Regions from separate parts of the Homo sapiens genome. Here region 1 is linked to region 2. Evidence: chromatin loops called from intact Hi-C (ENCODE). Cell type or tissue: mammary epithelial cell. All regions are shown on one strand. Each heading gives the region's core, and the rest is flanking DNA. Links, peaks and the distances in the headings are about the cores only.

Region 1 (5,395 bases), core at 159-5,158, 130 kb after region 2:
AGAAAACCCTAAAGATGCCACAAAGAAAACTACTAGAAAAGATAAACAAATTTAGTAGAGTGGCAGCATACAAAATCAACATATAAAAATTAGTATTTATAAACGAATAATGAACTATCCAAAAAAATTTTTTAATCCCATCCACAATAGCAACCAAAAAAGAAAACACTTAGGTGTAAATTTAATCAAGGAGGTGAAAGATTTATATACAAAAAAACTATAAAACAGTGACGAAACAAATTGAAGAAAAAATAGAGAAATATCTGTGTTCATGGATTGGAAGAATTAATATTGTGAAAATGTTTATACAACCCAGAATGATCTAAACATTCAATATAAAAATTCCAGTCTTTTTATATAGAAACAGAGAAAACAACTCTTAAACTCGTATGGAGCCACAAAAGACCGTGAAAAGCCAAAGTATACTGAGCAAAAAGAATGAAGCTGGAGGCATCATACTACCTGACTTCAAGATATATTATAAAGCTATTTTATGCCAGCACCATGCTATAAAGACAGCATGGAACTGGCATAAAAACAGATACATCAACCAATGGAACAGAATAGACAGATCAAAAATAAACCCACACATTTTTATCTAATTGATTTTTGAAATAAAATTTAAAAACATACAATGGAGAAAGGAAAAGGAGAGTCTCTTCAATAAATGGTGCTGGGAAAATGGAATATTTGCCTGATGAAAAATAAAATTGGTTTCTTATCTCATACTATATATAAAAATGAACTCAAAATGAATTAAAGATTTATATGTAAGTCTTGAAACCGTAAAACTAGAAGGAAACAGGGGAAGAGCTTTATAACATTGGTATGAGCAATGATTTTTTTTATCTGAACTCTAAACAAAGGCAACAAAAGCAAAAGTATTAATACAAACGAGATTGCATCAAATCTGAAAATTTCTGCACAGCCAAGGAAAAAATAGAGTAAAGAGACAACCCACAGAGTGGGGAAAAAAAATATTCACAAACCATGCATCTAACAAAGGTTTAGTATTCCAAAATACATAAGGAATTCAAGCAACTAAATAGCAAGAAAACAAATAATCTAATTAAAAATTGGCAAAGGACCTGAACAGACATTTCTCAAAAGAAGGCATACAAATTGCAAACATGTTTATTTTTAAATGCTCTACATCACTAATAATTAGGGAAATGCAAATTAAAACCAGAATAAGATATGACTTCACACCTGTTAGAATGGCTATTATAACAATGAAAGATAAGAAGTGCTGGCAAGGAAGTGAAGAAAACAGAACCTTTGTACACTCTTATTGGGAATGTAAATTAGTACAGTCATTATGGAAAACAGGATGGAGGTTCCTCAAAAAACTAAAAATGGAACTACTATATGATCCAGCAATCCCACTCTGGGTATATACCCAAAGGAATTCAAGTCAACACGTGGAAGAGGTATCTGCATGCTGTATTCATTACAGCATTGTCTGCAATAGAAAAAATATGTAAACAATCTATATGTCCATCAACAAATGAATGGATGAAGAAAATGTGATATATTTCCAAGTGTGATATACAATGGAATACTATTCATCTTTTAAAAAGAAAGAAACTCTGTCATTTGCAGCAATATGTACAGAATTGGAGAACATTATGTAAAGTGAAATAAGCCAGGCAAAGAAAAAAACTGTACCTAAATACAGTTAGCATAGAAGAAATGTACCTAAACACAGTTATGGCATATATGCCAAGCCCACAGCTAACATCATACTTAATGGTGAAAAGCTGAAAGCTTCTCCTCTGAGATATGGAATAGGACAGAGATGCCCACTTTCACCACATACTCACACTTAAATGCAGAATGTTAAAAGAGATCAAGTTCATAGAAGTAGAAGTAGAGAATGGTATGCTGGTTACCAGAAGCTAGAAGTGGGGGTGGGGAGGAAGGAATGAGGAGGTGTTTATCAAATTGTACGAAGTTTCAGTTACACAAAATAATAGGCTTATAAAATCTACTGCACAGAAGGATGACTATAGTTAATAAAAACATGTTGCCTATTTAAAAATAGCTAAGAAAGTAAATTTGCAATGTCACACCACAAAAAATAAGTGAAGTGATGGATATGTGAATTAGATGGATTTAATCATTCCACTTTGTATACATATAACAAAACATCACATTACACCCCGTAAGTGTACACAATTATGATTTGTTGAAAATAATAATAAAAATAAATCAATGAATTTTATATTAAAGAAAATTAACTGTGGCTTAGATTTGTCATGTTGTTTTCATTGTTATTTTAAATAACAATGACTTTCTGGAAGCCTACATAGGGCCCATATCTAACTCATTCCAAATTTTTGCTTGGAAAATACATGGAAAACAGTTTACACAAGTCTGTCTCTCTGAATTAACTTTCTCAGGGTAAAAATAAGCTAATCAGAAAGAAAAAAACTCCATAGGATTAGAAGAGTAATATTTAGTCCATTCGTTAGTTACAAATATTCCATTAGTTAGAAACATTTCCCAATACTCTCATCCAATGTGACACCTGAATAAACGTCAAGGCTGAGTATGTTAGGAGCTTTCATCTTCCTGGGGAGAAGGATATTACCATGTTAGATGATAAGAAATCTGCAGCTCATAGAGATCTAGCAATTTCCCCAAAATCATATTGTTATATGACAAGTTGGCCAAAAGTATTGTCAAAGTTGTTGGTCTAAAGAGCAATGCTTTACTGCCACCTTATGGGCAAATAGGGTTTGCTACAAGTCCTACAAGAGTTCATTATAGTTCAACTTGGGCTTCGAGAGTGTCTTTCACAGATGAAATAAAGTGTCTTGTATGTCATACTAAGATGTTTGTTTCTATTATAATTAACCAAGGATAGTGATTTTTAACAGATAATATTTAAATGGAAAATTATGGTCAGAAGAATAGAATGGAACCTGAGATAACAGTTAAGATGAATAGTAAAATAACATTAAAACAAGATGACTTGAATTAAATAAATGTTCATGAGTTTGATCAATATGTAAGCTGATATAAGGAATATATATTTATAGTATATTAAAATTGAGTTTGAGTGAAAAAGGGCTTAGAGAGAGTGATAGCATTAATTTTCATTACATCAAAACATGTGTAAAGCAAATTTAGAAAAGCATAGGATCCATATTAGATAGATTGACTTTCAAGATTCCACAAGAGCCAGTGAAATTAAGATGTCCAGTGTCTGCTTCACAAAGAAGATATTTATGAGGCCAACAAACATGAAAAATGCTCATAAGCACTGATCATTAGAGAAATGCAATTCTAAACCACAAGGAAACACCATCTCATGCCAGTCAGAATGGTGATTATTAAAAAGTCAAGAAACAATAGATGCTGGTGAAGCAGTGGAGAAATAGAAACTCTTACAATGTTGGTGGGAATGTAAATTAGTTCAACCATTGTGAAAGATGGTATGGTGATTCCTCAAGGATCTAGAACCAGAAATACCCTTTGACCCAGCAATCCCATTACTGGGTATACACCCAAAGGACTATAAATCATTCTACTATAAAGACACATGCACATGTATGTTTACTGCAGCACTATTTACAATAGCAAAGTCATGGAACGAACCCAAATGCCCATCAGTGATAGACTGGATAAAGAAAATGTGGTACATATACCATGGAATACTATGCAGCCATAAAAATGAATTCGATCATGCCATTTGAAGGGAAGTGGATGAAGCTGGAAGCCATCATCTTCAGCAAACTAACACAGAAACAGAAAGTCAAGCACCGTATGTTCTCACTCATAAGTGGGAGTTGAACAATGAGAACATATGGACATGGGGAGAGGAACAACACACACTGGGGTGGTTGTGGGATGAGAGGCAAGGGGAGGGAGAGCATTAGGACAAACACCTAATGCATGCAGGTCTTAAAATCTAGATGATGGGTTGATAGGTGCAGCAAACCACCATGACACATGTATGCCTATGTAACAAACCTGCACATTCTGCATGTGTATCCCAGAACTTAAAGTAAAACAAATAAAATAAAATAAAAATAAAATAGTCAAATTCATGGAAGCAGAGAATAAAATAATAGTTTCCAGGGACTGGGGGGAGGGAGAAATGGGGAGTTGTTGTTCATGGTTTTAAAATTTTGATTATGTAAGAATAAGTTCTGAAGATCTACTATACAACATAGTGCCCATAGTTAACAATACGGTGTTGTGCACTTCAAAATTTATTGAGGGTAGATCTCATTAATTTTTCTTACAACAACAACAACAACAGCAGCATTAACAAAAACAAAGAGTCACAGGAAAATTTTTAGAGGTGACAGATATGTCTACTGCCTTGATTGTGACGATGGTTTCAAGGTTGTATGCGCATGTCCAAAGTCATTAAATGGAATATATATGTGTATATATATATGTGTGTGTGTGTGTGTGTGTATATATATATATATATGTGTATATATAAAGATGTCCAGTGTCTGATGCTAAGAATATGGGCACAGTCTCATGATGTGGGTAAGTGAGTTATACGTATATAGGCAACAGAGTAATACAGATGTGAGTGGGTTTGTCATGCAGAGGAAGCAGGGTGGGTGGAAGATGGCAATAGCTAAAACCTGGGGCTAATCAATTACCAAAGCATAAAATATACAGGGAATCAGAGGGAGGAATTTGAAATCACCTGCCAAAGGCAGAGGGAGAGAGAGAGAGAAAGAATGAGAACACAGGCAGTGACTATCAGAGCTGGGACCGCAAAAGGGGGAAGTTCCTTTCATGTTAGCAGTCATAAGAGACCTGTGAAAATTATCCTTAGGGGTTGCACTGGAAGGAGGCCATCTTGCATTTAGATGCATGCTGATCTCCTTTACATCTTTGGGAATGCCTACTATCAAATGACAGAAAAAAAATTATTTTTACTGATCTTTTTACTGTTACCCATTGACAGTTTAAGTCAGTGCTTTCTTATCTACTAAAAAGATTTGTAGTATTATAGAGCACAAATCTTGTCCATTGGAATTCTTACAAAAAGTAGAATAATGACAACGTATTCTAGTGTAGACTTTAGGAGGTATCATAGGAAAAAGAAGTATAAAACGTAAGTACAATGGCACGATAAAAGATAAAGTCAACTTCTACTTTCAAACAATAGGATGCAAGGAAAACCAGATAAGATATATTCTCCTACCTGAAACAACAAAAATAGTCAGACAAATATGTAAACATGACACTAGGACACGAGGCACTGAAGGACAGATTCCTGATAGATGGAAAATAAATAAATTAAAGTCTGTAGTTGACCTTGGTTTTTGCATTGTAAGAGATTCTAGGAATAGGAAAGAGGAATCTCAATGAAGCAATTACGAGTTGAGGATACAGAGCTGAAAGGAAATAGAGACTAAAC
Region 2 (5,395 bases), core at 174-5,173:
ATTTTGGTGATTAGTCTATTTTTGGACAACATACTAACATATTTTAAGATGGACAATGCCTAATTGTAACAGATCCAAGGAGTATGGTCCAGGATAGAAATATTATAAGGGAAATAACACTTGAGAAAAAAGGGTTGAATTAACCAGAGATTTTTATCCTGGAGAAAATAAATTTCAATGGAGACAGAATATTCATTTTTAAATAATGAAAATTCTGTTAATTGGCAAAAAGGGTGAACTTCTTTGTTATATAGTCTCACTGGCGCTGATGGTTGATAGCCTCATGAATGTAGTCTTCAATTCTAGACAAGTAGAACATCTCAACAATCAGATCTCTACAACAATGGACATGCTTCCTGTTGAAGCAGTGGCTTTCCCATCAGCACTCTAGAAGAGCTGGCCTATGAGAAATTGTGGTATGTTTCTGGAAAGGAATAGGAAGAAAAACTTCCCTTCCAGAAATGACTTCTTGGAACAAGAGAGGTTCTCTTTTAAGGGTCTTTTAAAAAAAGAGACCAATGTAAAGCAACAGTATAGTACATAGACTTGTCGCTAGTGGATAAAGACTCCAGGAGAAGGTGTGGTGTTCACTGGCATTTGTGTGTGTGTGTATGTCTATGTATCGTGTGTGTGTGTTTGTGTGTGTGGTGTGCATGTGTTTCTTGGAAGCTGATTGGGATTCTTTGTATAAAAGTATTTCCTAAACATCAAGACTTGTGTGTTTTTCAATTTTCTTTTATAATTGTGTTATTTTATACCCCGATCTAAGAAACAAACACAAACAGAAGCAAAGATAAACTTTCTGGGAGATTATTTTTTTATTGACGTGTTAAAAAAAAAATGCTGGTCTGTCAGTGAGGCATGGGTTTGTAGGGGTAGCACAGAAACTTTCTCCATTCAGTCAAGATTACTCTGAATCTGGCTCTGTCCCCCACCCAGAACATCAGTAAAACTGAAAGAAACTCAGTCAGAGCCTGGGATGATGAAGATGATGATGAGAATATCATTCCTTTCTCTCTATGTCCATGGAGAATTTAGCAACTTCCATCGTGAAGAAACTGAACTCTTCCATTACTTTTCCTAAGGGAAGACACAGTTCACAAGATTCATTAGCACAAGAGGAAATTTTATGTAATGTTAGAGCTGAAAGGAACTATAGAGATTATGAGGCAGCACCTCATTTTACAGATAAGGAAACTGAGTCTCAGAAAATGAATGACCTTGCCAAAGCACATTCTGACAGAGGAAGAAGCAGAATTTCCCTAGTCCAGTGATAATTCCACCCCTCTGCTGCCTCCTCTGATTCCAGAGCCCCACTGACCACCCAGTGTCTTAACACAACAAAGAAAGAGTACTCTGACAAAATTGAGAGGGCCTGTCTCTCAGCTTTTCCTGGTCAGCAAGTCCTTTGACGAAGCTGGATCCTGCATTAGTGAGGAGGACTTTCATCATGTTTCTCTCCAGTGTCCCTTGAAAACAGCTAGTTTCCTGGCCAAGGGCTAGTTTCCCAGTCTGCCTATGTTACAGAATTTTCCCTTTTGTGAAATAAAACCTCCCAAATAGGAATAAATACATAGACATGTCCTTTTGGGCTAAGGGCTTGTTGTTCTCACTTGTTAAGATAATCACAAAGATGAAAACGCAAGATCTAAGTGTCCAAAATCCAGTGGCCTAAAAGAGTTAACGATGATCACAGCAGACTTGCTATGAGACAGTTAAGTGTAATTTGCATGTCTTGTACCAAAGAAGTGACATCTGCCTAGCTACATTTCTGCAAAAACATTTTGTGGGCCAAAGAAAATACCTAAACAAAACATGTCCGTGGTATTCTGGTCCAAATACTGACAGCTTGCATCCCTTATTTTAGATAAAGGAAAAGTAATCATTTTTGTAGCCTTATTCCCCCCTTAAAGCTACAGATACTTAGAGCCTCTAGAAATTCGAAGATAAAGAACCTCTAGGGACACTTTGTCTAAGAATCAAGCTGCAGTGAGGATGTTAATTATCTTAGAATCTAAGTCAGGTAGTGTAGTAGTTTTCAATTATTTTATGGGGGGTGGGGATTCAGGGCCCTTTCTTCAAGCATGATATTGTATGGCACTCCACTACTTAAAATAGTCAAAGCTGAACTTTATGTTGTCAACTACCCCAAATAGTCCCTTTAACCCTAATGGTGACTCCTGACTTGCCTCTATAGAACCTCTGTGCTCTGGGGACAGCAGTTTGAGAATCCACAGCCTTACTGGATTCTCACAATTGACAGACAGGAACTGGAGGTTCTGTGATGGGATGGGACTAGTCCAAGCTGGCAGAGCAGGTGACTCTACCCTGTCTGATTGTGCAACAGTCAGTTTTCTATCCCCACCTGCTGTTCTGGGTGGGAATAATTATAAATTACAGCTTATAGAGATTTAAGCTGGATCCTGGAAAGTAGAAGCGTTTGTAGTAGAGAGCACTGACTCCAGATCTCATTTTCTTCTTATGAGGTACTCACAAGCTCTCGGTACACAAGTGACATTCATTCCCATAGGTGATGTAGTCAGAACCACAAACTGGTAGGTATGTGATGGGGCAGGGGATGGCCACCACTGGATACTTCTTGTAAATGCTGCAGTCCACCTGTGTCATATACAAGCAAATGTCCTGTTTTTCTCCCAGACCCCAAGCTAGGCCACTATTAGATATACTACAAGGGCTGGAAGTCCCAGCTCAGATATTCAGATGTTGCTTGGCCACTTCTTTAAGTACTAGTGTTATCACTATGACAAATACTAGCACTACTGGTATTCTATTTTTTTCTGCTACACTCAGTTAACAATTGCTGGGCATTTCTGGGCTAGGCGTTAAACTTAAATCTTGCATGAATTTTCTTGTTTAATCTTCAGAACAACTAGAGTAAATTCTACTATTACCTCTCTTTACAAATGTGAAAATTAAAGCTTAGAAATAGAGATAACTTGTTGAAGATAAATGCTGGTAAGTAGTAGAGTTAGGATTTGAATCTAGAGCCTGTGCAATTTATCAGGGTACTTTTGCTCTGCCTTTTACACGTTATGCCTTTTATGAAAACATCACCAACTTCTCAGCTGGAAGGCGGTTCTCCCTTCTTTAACTCTGGCATTTTTAAAAAACATTTTTAAAATATGGTTGTTTATATGTATGTCATATTTGTTTAGTTGCCTTCTGGAGAACAGGTACCATTTCTCCATGTGTGTTTGCCTCCCTCTCGAATCCCCCTAAACATAATTTATCCTACATATATGTTGACTAAATGACAGTCAATAGTTATTGACATTAAAATGTTATTCAACATACTTACTTTTTTTGGAGACAGACTAGCAGCTTCTGAAAAAGAGATACAGATGAAGATGTTAAAAGTAAAGCAAACTTTAAATCTCATTAATTAATATAAGTTTCATCCTATATAATTACTCTACATTTCCTTTAGCAATGAGATTCAGCACACTCTCCATCCTTATGCAAAATCCTAGTTGTTTGCTGAGGAAGTTGAATGGCCAATGGGTTAGGTTAACCCTTGGTTTAGGTAAGAGAATTATAAAAATTTCCTCTATTTATTGATCATGGAATGTTTTCTGAACCTCATAGTGTTTTTGATAATGGCCAAAGTCAAGTAGCAATAAGAAGTATTAAAATCATCACTCCTAAGAGCCTGAAGGATCATCTCTGATATCCTTTCCTTCCCAATTGACATAAAGAAATGCAATTGAATGTCTTTATGTGGTTGGAAACACTTTAATTAATTTTTCACAGTATAAAAGTCTAATTGTTGACCCTTGGCTTTTTGAGACTTGTGTTTTATTTTAATCCCCCCAAACTGATTTGGGAAGACATCCAAGTTTTTCTGTATCTTTGCACTAAGAAATGGTATATCTAATAACACTGACAACTTCCAGTGTCCATATGAACATAGAAATGGAAGACTTACAGAGAAATTAGATCATTTTTTGTTCTATGGATGCAAATAAGAATCCTTGAAAGTGAAGACATTGGACTCAAGTCTCTCAAACTCCAGATGGAACATAAGATCCTATTACAAACCAGTACACTTTAAATTCTTACAACCAGATGTTTCTGAGATGCTCACATCGCAGGAGGGATTATTTATGAAAACAATCTTAATGGCTATATAGGGCACTGTCTGACCTTAACTTACCTGAGCTGCTACAGAAATAGACCACTGTACAGAGCAGAAGGAGACCCCCAGTGATCTTCATGCTGGAAATGGCTGTGGTGTAGAAGCTGCTCTGAGATTGTCACTACAGCTGCATCGACCATATCCCAGGTAAGGGGTCATGTTTATATATATGCAAGGCTTGGTTTCTCCGCCTTTCCTGTGAGGTCATCCAGAGGATCTCAAAGCACGGTGCCACACCCTGGGCTGTGTTACAGTCCTTGTTACTGAACTGCCACTTCTTATCTGACCAATGATTTGATTATTTGAGGTAAGAAGTATTTTCTATCTTCCCCAAAGGTGGGACTGTTAAGAATTCTAAACTTCATGAACTAGAAGAGACTAAGTATGAGCTTCTTGACTTAGTTATGAAATAAGTGAAAATCTCAAACCTCCTTTATTTTACGAAACTGGAATCTATTAAACCCCGATTAGACTGATTACACCTACGTTTATATCTTGGCACCTGGGGAAATATTGTTTATTTTTGAGGCAATGAACCAATGAAGCAAACTGGGACCTAATGGAAGGAACACTGACATTAGCATTTATGAGGTATGGAGAAAAGCACTAACATAATACTTCTGATATTTTCTACCTGTATAATCTTGGATAAGTCGTTATATGCTGTGAGCCTTTATCAATCCAAAAGGCTTGGTTATGTCGTGATAACATGTAACCACAAGATTTCTGTGAATTAAAACAAAACTTTGTTTCTTACTCAAGCTACACTTGTATGGTAGTCAGCTGTTCATGCTACATTGCCTTCACTGTGGATGCCAAGTGGGCAGAGTCATCACTATTTGGAACACTGTAGTCAAGGTGAAGTGAAGTTGAGTTCGTTCTCAAGGAGTTCTCATTTTAGCAATTAAAACTTCCAGCCCAGAGCAATACTGCTGTCACTTCCCCTCATGGTCTCGTGGCCATCACATGCTTTGTTATGTATGGAGTGAGTGCAATCAATCTGATGTGGTTTAGCTGTGTCTCCACCCAAATCCCATCTTGAATTGTAGCTCCCATAATTCCCATATGTTGTGGGAGGGACCTGGTGGGAGATAATTGAATCATGGAGGCAGTTTCCCCCATACTGTTCTCATGGAAGTGAATAAGTCTCACAAGATCTGATGGTTTTATAAGGGGTTTCCCCTTGCACTTGGCTCTCATTCTCTCTTGCCTGCTGCCATGTAAGACATGCCATTCACT

What was found. A loop is a pair of places that touch in the nucleus more often than their neighbours do. Peaks named below come from ENCODE experiments on the same cell type or tissue, not always from the same donor. Only the 100,000 strongest peaks of a DNase experiment are listed, where the experiment ranks them.
Region 1: it touches region 2 in a loop (5-fold over the local background); 5 of 110 quality-filtered maps call a loop at or near these places.

Annotation. Positions count from the first base shown.
Region 1 is chr5:148,176,756-148,182,150 of GRCh38, reverse strand. No RefSeq gene overlaps it. Among named protein-coding and RNA genes, the nearest start is that of SPINK14, 11 kb to the right of the region's middle. In mammary epithelial cell, for the core only: a CTCF peak has its summit at 2,727 (motif pointing left); a DNase peak (open chromatin) is centred at 2,720.
Region 2 is chr5:148,311,324-148,316,718 of GRCh38, reverse strand. SPINK7 (serine peptidase inhibitor Kazal type 7) reads right to left here and starts at 4,296. Exons shown (of 4, transcript NM_032566.3): 1 at 4,175-4,296; 2 at 3,320-3,345; 3 at 2,495-2,619; 4 at 800-1,080. The coding sequence starts at 4,235. The coding sequence ends at 1,035. The region is part of intron 2 of FBXO38-DT (FBXO38 divergent transcript); the gene reads left to right. In mammary epithelial cell, for the core only: a CTCF peak has its summit at 2,365; no DNase peak of the experiment used is centred there.